Linked DNA regions of Homo sapiens: region 2 is linked to region 1. A link is a loop called in an ENCODE intact Hi-C map of the cell type or tissue named here. Cell type or tissue: chondrocyte. All regions are shown on one strand. Links, peaks and the distances in the headings refer to the core of each region. The heading gives the core; the rest is flanking DNA.

Region 1 (5,383 bases), core at 225-5,224:
GCTGTTTGACCCACCAGCGCACATGCACAGCGGTGTAAATGTCAACACAGAATAAAAGACATCTGAAAAGTTATTCATCACTTGGACTATTTCAGCACCATGTGTCATTCCCATCAAAGAGCCTCCTTTGATGAATCATTTATCTGATACGAGATGAATACAAGAAAACGCACATGTATGTTCACTGCAGCACTATTCACAATAGCAAAGACTTGGGACCAACCTAAATGTCCATCAATGATAGACTGGATTAAGAAAATGTGGCACATATACATTATGGAATACTATGCAGCCATAAAAAAGGATGAGTTCATGTCCATTGCAGGGACATGGATGAAGCTGGAAACCATTATTCTGAGCAAACTACCCCAAGGACAGAAAACCAAACACCACATGTCCTCACTCATAGGTGGGAATTGAATAACGAGAACACTTGGACACAGGGTGGGGAACATCACACACTGGGGCCTGTCGTGGGTGGGGGGAGGGGGGAGGGATAGCATTAGGAGATATACCTAATGTCAATGACGAGTTAATGGGTGCAGCACACCAACATGGCACATGTATACATATGTAACAAACCTGCATGTTGTGCACATGTACCCTAGAACTTAAAAGTATAATAAAAAAAAAAAAACAGAAGGAAATTTGGCTGGACGCAGCGGCTCACACCTGTAATCTCAACATTTTGGGATGCCGAAGTCGGTGGATCACCTGAGGTCAGGAGTTCAAGACCAGCTTGACCAATATGGTGAAACCCCATCTAAAAAAAAAAAGATAAGCAGTAAGTCCAGCCTCCATTTATAAGCCAAAAGTACAATTGTGCAGACAAGATAGGAATACAGTCTTCATGTTTGCAGCTGAGGCTTTCATTCAACAGGCCATAGTATTGATGGACAGTGGCAGTGCCATGACTTCTTTGCTGATTTTGCGGCCAGTAGACATTCAGCAAAGCCAGCTCTACAGGGCTTCACTCTTCGCTCGGCTGTTGTGTTCTTACCCAGCCTATGAACATGATAACTTACTCCGTAAGATGCTTCCGCGGTTCTTTCATGTCTAGTTTGGAAAGCTGTAACAATTTTGGGGTTTTTAAGGAGCTCATCAAGTCTATGTTTAAAATACTCAACTCCCTTTTTCCTTAAACTCTGAATGTTTTGTCCAAAAATAATGTCACAATTTAACTAGCACCATAATACAATTTGGAATTTTTTCTGTTGCGTAAGACACCATAAGGTAAATTCCTAACGTCTATAGAGCTGATGACCATCACATTTTCGTTGCCATTTACAATTTCACACAGTTTCTTGGGATTAGACTTCTCCTTTCATGACTGAGAGAATGCTCTGATACAGCAATTCTGTCCTTTTCGGCGCCTTTACACATGAGATGCTGCACGCTGAGAAAGCAAATCTTCTAATGTCCCTTTGGAAAGTCCATGACCCATCCTTAAATATAACAAAACGTGTTACAAATAAATTTCATTTTATTTTAGAATAAGATATTAGATTCTAGAATTGTAACAGTTTTAGACAGAATTATAAAATTTATAAAAGGGTTCAGAAAAAATAGGAGAATGCTATTGAAACAAGACAAAAACCGTACTTACTTTTTGTCATATTTCTGCACAGTTGCAGAGAAACTGTTGGGACTTCAATATAACAATTTATAAACATGATAGTAGACACAGGGAAGACAGACAGCAAGAACGCAGTGGAGGAACTAAGAACAAGCTGAGTTCATCTCTGAAAATGTGCCCCGAACACATCAACCCTACTAACTGAGAAGGTTCTGGAGGACATAAGAACACACAAGCCCATGTTTCACCAGCCATTGTGCAATATCTTCACACGCCATGTATCGTAGCCTCTGGAAAACCCTAGGGCACTCTCTTGTGAGAGTGATGGTGAAAAGAGGAAATACTGTCTTAGTATTATTATGAAATAGTTTCAACCTCACAGACCCCTGAGAGGGTCATGGAGACCCCAGGGATCCACACACCACATCATGAGAACACTACTCTAGATGACTTCCTTTGATCTTGAAGGCAGAATCCAGGAAGAAAAAAAAAAAAAAAAATCAAGGCCCAGGGAGCCTGGGCTTTCCCACAGCCTTGGGGCTTCCAACCAGGGTTGGGAGGTGCGTTTTTACCAGGAAGAGCCTCCTCCACACTCACAGGCCTTCTGCAGCTGCAGGCTTCCAAACCAGAAAGGACATTCGAGGCAGCCACATGGCACGCTTGCTTCTCCGCAGCTTTCTCTCCGTTCCTGGGGACATGTTCCACCTCACTGACAACCCTTCACATGTGCACGCCATTCTGGAGATGGGTCATAAACATTTGAACTATATTGGCTCAATAATGGGGACATTTTGGCTCCAGACTGTGCTGAACTTTGCCCATTCCAGAAATATCCCGTAAGACATTCCCAAGGCACTGAATGATGCAAACCACATTTATCCACTTACGATGGACAAAAATGTGACTGCAAAGCAGAACCTCAGCTTCTTCCCAGATAAAAGAGATGATGTGGACGGTGTTCATAATACAAAACTTCCATTTCCCCTTACTTGAAAACAACTTCCCATGGCTCACGACAGACTCCTGAAGTTTTAAGAATGATTTAGTGTAGAATCAATATCAAGCACCTCCTGTACCCTCTGCCCTCACGCGTGGGAGCAGGATACGGTCCAGCAGATGGCGTCATCCCCATGCTTCAGGAGTTTTGCAAATACTAATATTAACAGGCATAGCAGAAAAGCAGTAGTAACATGTCTGCGTCACTTATTATAGGCACAGTCATCAAGCATTAGCATTTACTCTACACATACTTTTTTAAAATTCTGCAATTTATTGGCATAGGACAGTGAGCAGTCATTCCACCCAGTCTCCTTAAGCAGTATTCCTCTTTCTATCTTATTAGCCAGCTTTCTATCTGGATTCGTGTGCTCCGGCTTCCGTAACAAATATCAGACACTGGGGGCTTAGACAACAAGCATTTATCCTCTCACAGTCCTGGAGGCTGGAAGTCTGATACCAAGAGGTGGGCAGGGTTGGTTTCTCCTGGTGCTCCTCTCCTTGGCTTGCAGATGGCGTCTTCTCTCTGTGTCTTCAAATGACCTTCCCTCTTAGTGTGTCTGTGTCCTCATTTCTTCTCCTTTTAAGGACAGCGTCTAAATTGGATTAGGGCTCACCCAAAGGCCTCATTTTAACTTAATTGCCTCTTTTAAGACTCTATCTCTAAATACCGTCACATCCTGAGGTCCTGAAGGTTAGGGCTTCAACATATGAGCTCTGGGGAGGCCAAATCCAACCCCTAACATTATCTTTCCTGTATCCTTCAGTGTTCTCTTACATTTTCTCAGGGAAGACTGGGCAGCAAACATTATCAGCCTTGTTCACCCATGAATCAACAGGCCTTGGCAAATATTTCTGGCATGTAGCAATGGTTCCATAAATATTTGTTGAAAAGATGAAAGTTTTATGAATGTTCACTTGTAGATCCATCAGCATCACAAACATAAAAATATTACAACCTAAGAATCCTATTCAAGTGACTCCATTCTATATTTTATAGCAAGAAACAGTCATTTATTCTCATACAAAGTATCCCAAATAATTGGATCCAAAGACTGTTACACGATGCAGTTATTAAGTTTTAAATTATTTTCTGAGTGGTAACTCAAAATAATTCTACGAATTTACTTAATGTCTTTACCTCTGTTAAGGTAAGAGAACTAAATAAACTTTTGAAGTATGATTTTCAGAATGAATAATACTTTCCCATGTTGCTGAGTCAAGTTTATCTTAAACTGTGCTGTCCATGGCCTCAAGCCTTCCATACTGATAAGTGATTCTGCATGTGAACACACACTTCCACAAACCACGGCATGTGCAGATTAAAGGAAAAGAGTTTTTGGTCAAAATTTCCCCACATATGCTCTCGAGCAATATCATTTATTATGTAAATAAGCTCCTTTAAAGCGTAAATGTTTAAAGCAGGAAACTAAGCAAATCTGGGTTGTTGGTTTTTTTTCTCTCCCTCTCTAAATAGAAAAAGGGATGCTTCTCAAGGCATACAGCAAAGTCAGGACATTTATATCTTCCATTCCATGAACTCATAAACATCTGCATTTGCATCTGGAGTTATACGGCCTGCGTATCTAAACCAAAATTCATCCGCACGCTGTATCTGGAAAATTATTCATCAGAAAGAAAAGTATTGCAAAATGTAGCTGGCTTCTTGAATGTCATGGAAAAAATTCCTTTAAAAAATAAATAAATAAAAGTTGTTCTGAACTCTGCAGAATTGGCAGGAAACTGAAGAAGTCCAGGATTTTTCTCTGCTGGTTTTAGTCTTCTTAAATACCGGGAGCCTTAAAATACCTTCACTGGGGGCAACAGAGAAAAACAGAAATAGCAGCATTGTGTCGGCCACAGTAGGCCATCCCATTCACACAGCAGCCTGCAAACAATCTCTCGTGCCACATTTAGGGAAAAACACAATTTTAGGAAATCCAAACAACCCGTAAACCCACTGACCTACAGATAACCTATTCGGCAACAATGAAACTTGGAAAAAGTAAAAGGGAAAAGAAACTCGCAAAGGAAAAAGAAGGCTTTCCTATCTCAGGAACTAAGTCAAAAGCCCAGGTATTTCAAATCCCTGCCTTCATGGGTCTGCTCTGGTTCTGAAGTCCTGTTGGGTAATTTACCTGTGCTATGTAAGTCACTATGGAAGACAGCTCAGCACCGTGGCTCTGAAGTGCAGGGAATGCCACACACACAGCTAACGCAGAGCAACCGGTCTCCAGGACACAGACGAACCTCGAGTTAAATTTCACCTCAAAAGCATAGGGGAGCATCGAGATTGTTTGCTACATGCTCAACCACTGCAGGAAATCATGCAAAGAAAACTATTATGGAGCTTGCAGGCCCTTCCCAAGTAAGGAGACACCTCAGAGAAAGAAGACTGTCATAGCTCATAGTGCAGACCACAGAAGGCAAAGATCCAGATAAAAACGGAGGCAAAAATCAAGCATGTGTGGACTTTTCCTAGAACCCTCCTTTGGCTGTATGAAAAGGCAGATGCAAGATGCCCCTCCATTCTGAATTTCATTCAAAACAAAAAGTATTTCAGAATTTTGTTTCCACATTCAAATTGTGATGACCTAGAAAAGCACAAAAACTTTGACTTGTTTGTTTGTTTTACTTCTCTCTTTGTCCCAGGGACAGAGGAATTTTTTTAAAATAAGGAAAATAGCAAAGCATGGTGGCTTACGCCTGTAACCCTAGTACTTTCAGAGGCCAAGACAGAGGGATCACTTGAGGCCAGGAATTCAAGACCAGCCTGGGCAGCATAGTAAGGCCCCCATCTCTACAAAAAAA
Region 2 (5,383 bases), core at 173-5,172, 260 kb before region 1:
ATGCTGCAGCGTCTCAGACATGTTTCCACTCGCTGCTGCGATGTGTTTGTCAAAGAGTTTACTTAGAGAGCTGCAGAGCTATCAGAGAGGAGAAGAGAAGCGCTTCGCCCTCACTTGAAGAACAGTAACTGCAGTCAAGCAGAAGACACTTCAAACAAACAAACAGACAGACAGACAGACAGATCTCCCCACTCATTCTACTGGTCTTGTGCTTACCTTTCATTTTTCTTGGCCTCTTGCTTCCCCTCTCTCTGATGGCATCTTAAAGGACTCAATGTTGAAATGGTAGCAGGCAGCAGCCCATCTGAAGGTAGCATTAGCATTTGAGAGGAAAGATCTTGAGGACTGAGTGTGCTTAGCCACTGTGCACCTCGAACCTGCATTGTTCCTCGGTTTTCCTATGGAGAAGGATCCCCCTGTGTGGGACTGGCATCCTCTGAGGACTGCAGGACTGTACCTGGGTGATGAGAAAGGAAGCCAAGGCCATAGCACTATAATTGCAGTGCTCTGCCTTAAAGTCCAGCCTCGAGCCTGCGGCTCGATTTTCCAGTAAGCTGAGAGCATGGAGAACACCAGAAAGCCATTTCGGTTTCTGCTTATTTCTTCTCTACAGATTTTGAGGGTTGAAAAAGCACATTCCAGAAAAGGCAGTGGAAAATTCTAAAATAAAAGTGAGGCAGAATCAGAGTGAGGGGCATGTTGAGAATGCCCCTACCATCTTGAACGGAGCAAAAGATGGCTCATATGTTGACAGCTCCCAATCCCCCACTTCTGGAGCAGATTTTCCAGGGGGAAGGACATTACAGAGTCCAGATGCCTCTTCCATGATTCCAGCACCTCTAATGTTGTAAGGCCGTGTTATGAGCACCCTAAAGATGGCACTTCAGCACACAGTTCTCGAAATTCTGACCATTCTATCTTCTTTTAAATCCCTCTGTTTTTCCAAATCCTAAAGCCCTGTGACACACCAGCAGCCGGTAAGCGTCTTTCGAGAGAAGGAGCAGGCCAGCAGGGCCCCCACATCTTCTTTCCTCAGCTTCATCCCAGATGCCTGGTACTGTCTCAAGACTGCAGGCACTGAAACGTGACCCCGGTGTCTCAGGCTGAAACAGCAAACTCCCAACCGAGTTTTAAATTCTCAACAATTTGTGGAAATTATGAGATTTTTATGAGCATGTATTTTACAGGACTTCCTAGAATGCCTTTTTGAGAACCCTGGAAGGGGAGGAAGGAAATATCACCCTAGGGGAAGCAGAATTAAATGTGTACTCTCTCCTGTCTCTCTTTTTCTCTCCTTCCTTCCAGCCCATTGAGAAATCTACAAGCCATCCATCGTCTGACCCCGTAAATTTGTCTTTCTGAGGTAATAAGATGACACAGCCTTTGCCAGGTCAGATGCTACTTTCATAAAAAGTGCTGAGTTGGTGACCCAATGCCGTGAATAAGGATATAATCAAATTTCATATTTCTTCCTTGAGCTTCAGCAATGACGCCCACTTTTCATGGATTGTTACTCAGGGAGGACGCATAAATGCCTCTCAGAATCACCTAATTCAATCTTCATAACAACAGTCTAGGTGAGATGGCTTTGTCCCGTTGCAGGCGAGTTCCAAGCACAGAGAACCAAATGGTTTCCACAGAGAACATGTGTAGAAGGGATTGTAACCCACAACTGTCTGAACCCAAGCACTAAGCTTCAAACCAGACTCTGTGCTGCTTCTGCTTTATACACAGGCCCTGGCTGAAAACCCTTGACTTTACCAGGCATGCAAGGAGATGCTAAGTCCACTTTGGCTGCAGGTAAGAATTAAGTAGGACTAACCTGGGTGTTACTAATAAGGAGTTCAACCAGGGCCCAGCAATCAAGGAGGGCTTCGTGGAAGAGGTGGAACTTGGAGTGGCCTGGAAGAATCGCATAGAATCAGCAAAACCATGGAAACGACAATGAGCAGGGAACACACACAGGTCCCACTGTGACAGAATGCACATGGGTGATGAGCAGACATGTCCTCAGATGGGTAGGCAGGACCCTGGAAAACAGGAAATGGAGTCTGTGTTTGACAGCAGAAGCAACGGCAACCACTGTCATCTCATTCATTCATTTAATAATTGTTTATTGAGGGTATCATGTCAGGTGCAGTTCTTAGTGATAGTGACCTAGCAGTGAGTAAGCCAGGCTGAGTCCCTGCCCTCAAAAACCTCAAGATCCAGTAGTGGGCCAGATGGACATTCATGATGTTTAATAGATCAAGTAGAGTTCCCCTTCATTGATATCTATTTCTAAAGATGTCTGTCTTCCCTTCTAACAGATCTCTAAACGACCACGGCCCGAAGTGTCAGTTTCAAATGCTTGTTTCAGCTCTGCCCTCCCCACATCAAATCCCACCTCTCTCACGCTAAAGCATCATAATATATTTGTGCTGAGAGTTGCCTTAGAAATCATTCAGTATTCAGTTCACGGGGGAAGAAACAGAAAGCCCCTAGAGGTGACCTCATTAGCCTACAGTTGCCCTGAGAACTGGTGGCAGAAGCAGATTGGTGTCCAGCCTCCTGATGTACATGCCAGTGCTCTTTCCCCCAAGCCATGTGTCTCCTGGTCACGCCCTTTGTCCTTGCTGTCCTCTACTATTCTCTTCTGGAAGACTCACGATGAGAGAGCCGACTTCTCCAAGCTGCACTCCTAGCTCTCTGGGACCCAGCAGGGACCGCTGCCTTCCAGCCAGCAGTTTGAAGAAGGACAGCTACCATCAAACACAGACTTACAGCCTCCCTGATGCCCTGGATGCCAGGAAATGTCTGGACCAGTCAAGATAAGAGCAAGGCAGAGCCAGGAAGAAATGGGGACAGGAGTTCCTATTTAAATATATAAAGAATCCTTTCCTAGGTAGAGAAAAGTCATCTAGCAATGTGACTGATCACCTCTCCGTTTATCTGTTTGATCAACTGGAATTTCTATACAGAAGGTTTATACAAAGAAGCCACAAACAACCATTGTCACAATGACCCCTACATAATTCCTTGTGTAAATGCTCTGGAAATGCACCCAGAAGTCTGGAGAAGGTCCAATCAAACTGGGTGGCAGGAAGAAGCAAGCTCTGTTCTCAGATCTTCAACAGAATCACCTGGACCCTGGGGTTGCCACCACGCTAAGCCAAGGAGGCCTCTGAATGCACGGGAGTGCAGGGTCTGAAGGGAGTTGTTAAAAGGTGTTTCTTGATCCAGGACCATGTAAAGACCCAGGAGAAATAGGTATCCCAAAGAGAACAGCGTATAAGATTCACAAACCAATGACAAACACGCTGGGTTCGCTGCTGGTCTCCACAGTTGGTTGGTTCTGTAGGGCTCAGCTGCCTCTTTCTCTCTACTTCTGGTTTCAGAAAACACGAGAGAGAAGCCGAGTGCTCATGGAGTTTCCTCAAAGACTCAGCAAAAACTAGGCTTTGTGTTCTGAGATCAGGAAGTAACAGTGAGAGTCCAAAATTTTCTTCCCTGACAATGTCTCCTACTCAAGCAGGGCCTGGAAGTCACCCCCTAGAATCAAAGCCTTGACATATGCAAGCTCATAGTTTATTGCTTCTTCTCCCATCTGCCCGTTGACAGATAAATCCCAGAGGGAATAAAAACACATTGCCCTCAGCAGATTATTCTTCACTGAAGAATACCAGTCTTTTAACACTCCGCTACAGAAATAGCTTTCTGCCGGCTGATGGCTTGTTGCGCTGCACTAAGAGAGCCCGCACACCTCGAAGCTTCGTCAAGCAAAGCCTATGATTTCACAGACCCAGAAATGTTTTCTTTCTCTAAGCCAATAACATATGCTTGGGTTTATGCCAACTCTACCAGAGGCGCACAGATACAATGAGGCATGAAGTTCAGAATAATAGAAAGTAGAGAGTTGGAAAGCACAGGAGAACCCATCTAGACCAACCTGTTTTGTTGAAAAAGGAGCTCCCTGACCCAGAGAGGTTAAGGGTTTGCTGTGAGACGGTGCCCCTGGTTAAAGGCAGCATGAGATGCTGTCCTCTGATCCCCAGCTTCCTAGGGCTCTTGCCTCTAGGTCACACTGCCTTGAGGCCAGGAGCTGATATTGATTGAACAGATGTGAAAACAGAAGAAAAAAAAATTGTGGTGACTGCCCTCTGACAATTTTCCACTTTCTTTGGACCAATTTTCTTTGCCATTATCTGGAAAAAAAAAAAATGTCCAGAAGAGCATTTTAAATTCAGGAAGTGGTTCTGGAACTAGGAGAAGACACACCTTGATGACAGTAATATTGTCTAAGTGAGAAGGAACAAGCTCTTGAATGTTTCTAGAAAAACCAAATATGATAGGAGACCATAAAATTATACTTCGTCATATGGATTTCCAGTTTGAGAAAACTTAGTGGCTAAACAAAGGTGCCGCTTGAGAGATGCAGACAGAAATCAGCCTCTGCTTTAAGAACAAGTTGCTACGCTGAAGAATGAGAAGAGGAATGGGGCCCAGAGGCTGAAGGTCTGGACCAATCTCCCTTCCCAGATAAGCGCCTGGACCCTCGTTCCTCAGAAGCCACGTGTAATTACCAGCTCTTTTTGGCTACAGAGCACATGCCCAGGAGGCTTGGAGAAGCAGGAATTTAAAACATGCTAGTTTCAGAGCCAAGATTGGTGACAACACCATCAGTTACTGTTTGGGCTTCGGGAAGCCGTGGGCTGCAGCACTGGGTCTGGTGTCCTGGGCTGTGTGGGACCTCAGCAAGGTTGTTTCCTGAAATGAAAGCTCCTCTTCTGGGGGATGACACACCAGGACCACCTGCAGATGATGTTTATGAATCCCCCAGCAGGGGTGGATTGATCTTACAATGGGACTGTGTAATATAAACATTTCATTATTCTACAAAAGAATACACACAATACCACCTAAGGGTCTCTAAGAATAGGGTTGGAGAGTGACAATGAGAAAATGCCACTCAAAAAGAAATAGAGCCGCATTCCTTCTACACAACATTAATATTAACTTTACATACAGGGGAAAAAAATGGCATTTTACCTTAAGAGTTATTTGTAAACTCTCTCCACACCATGAGATAAAATCAGTGCAGAGCTCAGAGCTCTGAATTTCCTCATTTGGGGGCTAATAGACTTTAATGGGGGCTCTTCTTGGCATGCAAATGAACGTGTGTGTCTCTGAGTGCATGTGTCTGTGTGTGTACACACGTCCCTTTGAAGTTTATTTACTTGGTAGCACTAATTGTAAAAGGGCACACCCAGGGGAATTTAATGAGGCGACATGCTAGAATATAGACATTAGAAAGGGAATTAATATTTTCCTCATAATAGCAAGTAGGTGAAGTCAAGTATGAGGACAGAAGGAAAGAAAAAGGAAGGCAGGGAAAGAGGGAAGG

What was found. Peaks named below come from ENCODE experiments on the same cell type or tissue, not always from the same donor. Only the 100,000 strongest peaks of a DNase experiment are listed, where the experiment ranks them.
Region 2: it touches region 1 in a loop (4-fold over the local background); 2 of 110 quality-filtered maps call a loop at or near these places.

What each region holds. Positions count from the first base shown.
Region 1 is chr6:1,361,634-1,367,016 of GRCh38, forward strand. All of the region lies in intron 1 of FOXF2-DT (FOXF2 divergent transcript), which reads right to left. Among named protein-coding and RNA genes, the nearest start is that of FOXF2-DT, 25 kb to the right of the region's middle. In chondrocyte, for the core only: a CTCF peak has its summit at 2,695 (motif pointing right); no DNase peak of the experiment used is centred there.
Region 2 is chr6:1,099,497-1,104,879 of GRCh38, forward strand. LINC01622 (long intergenic non-protein coding RNA 1622) reads right to left here and starts at 1,836. Exons shown (of 4, transcript NR_027116.2): 1 at 217-1,836. RefSeq lists enhancers at 948-2,147, 4,593-5,168. In chondrocyte, for the core only: no CTCF peak of the experiment used is centred there; no DNase peak of the experiment used is centred there.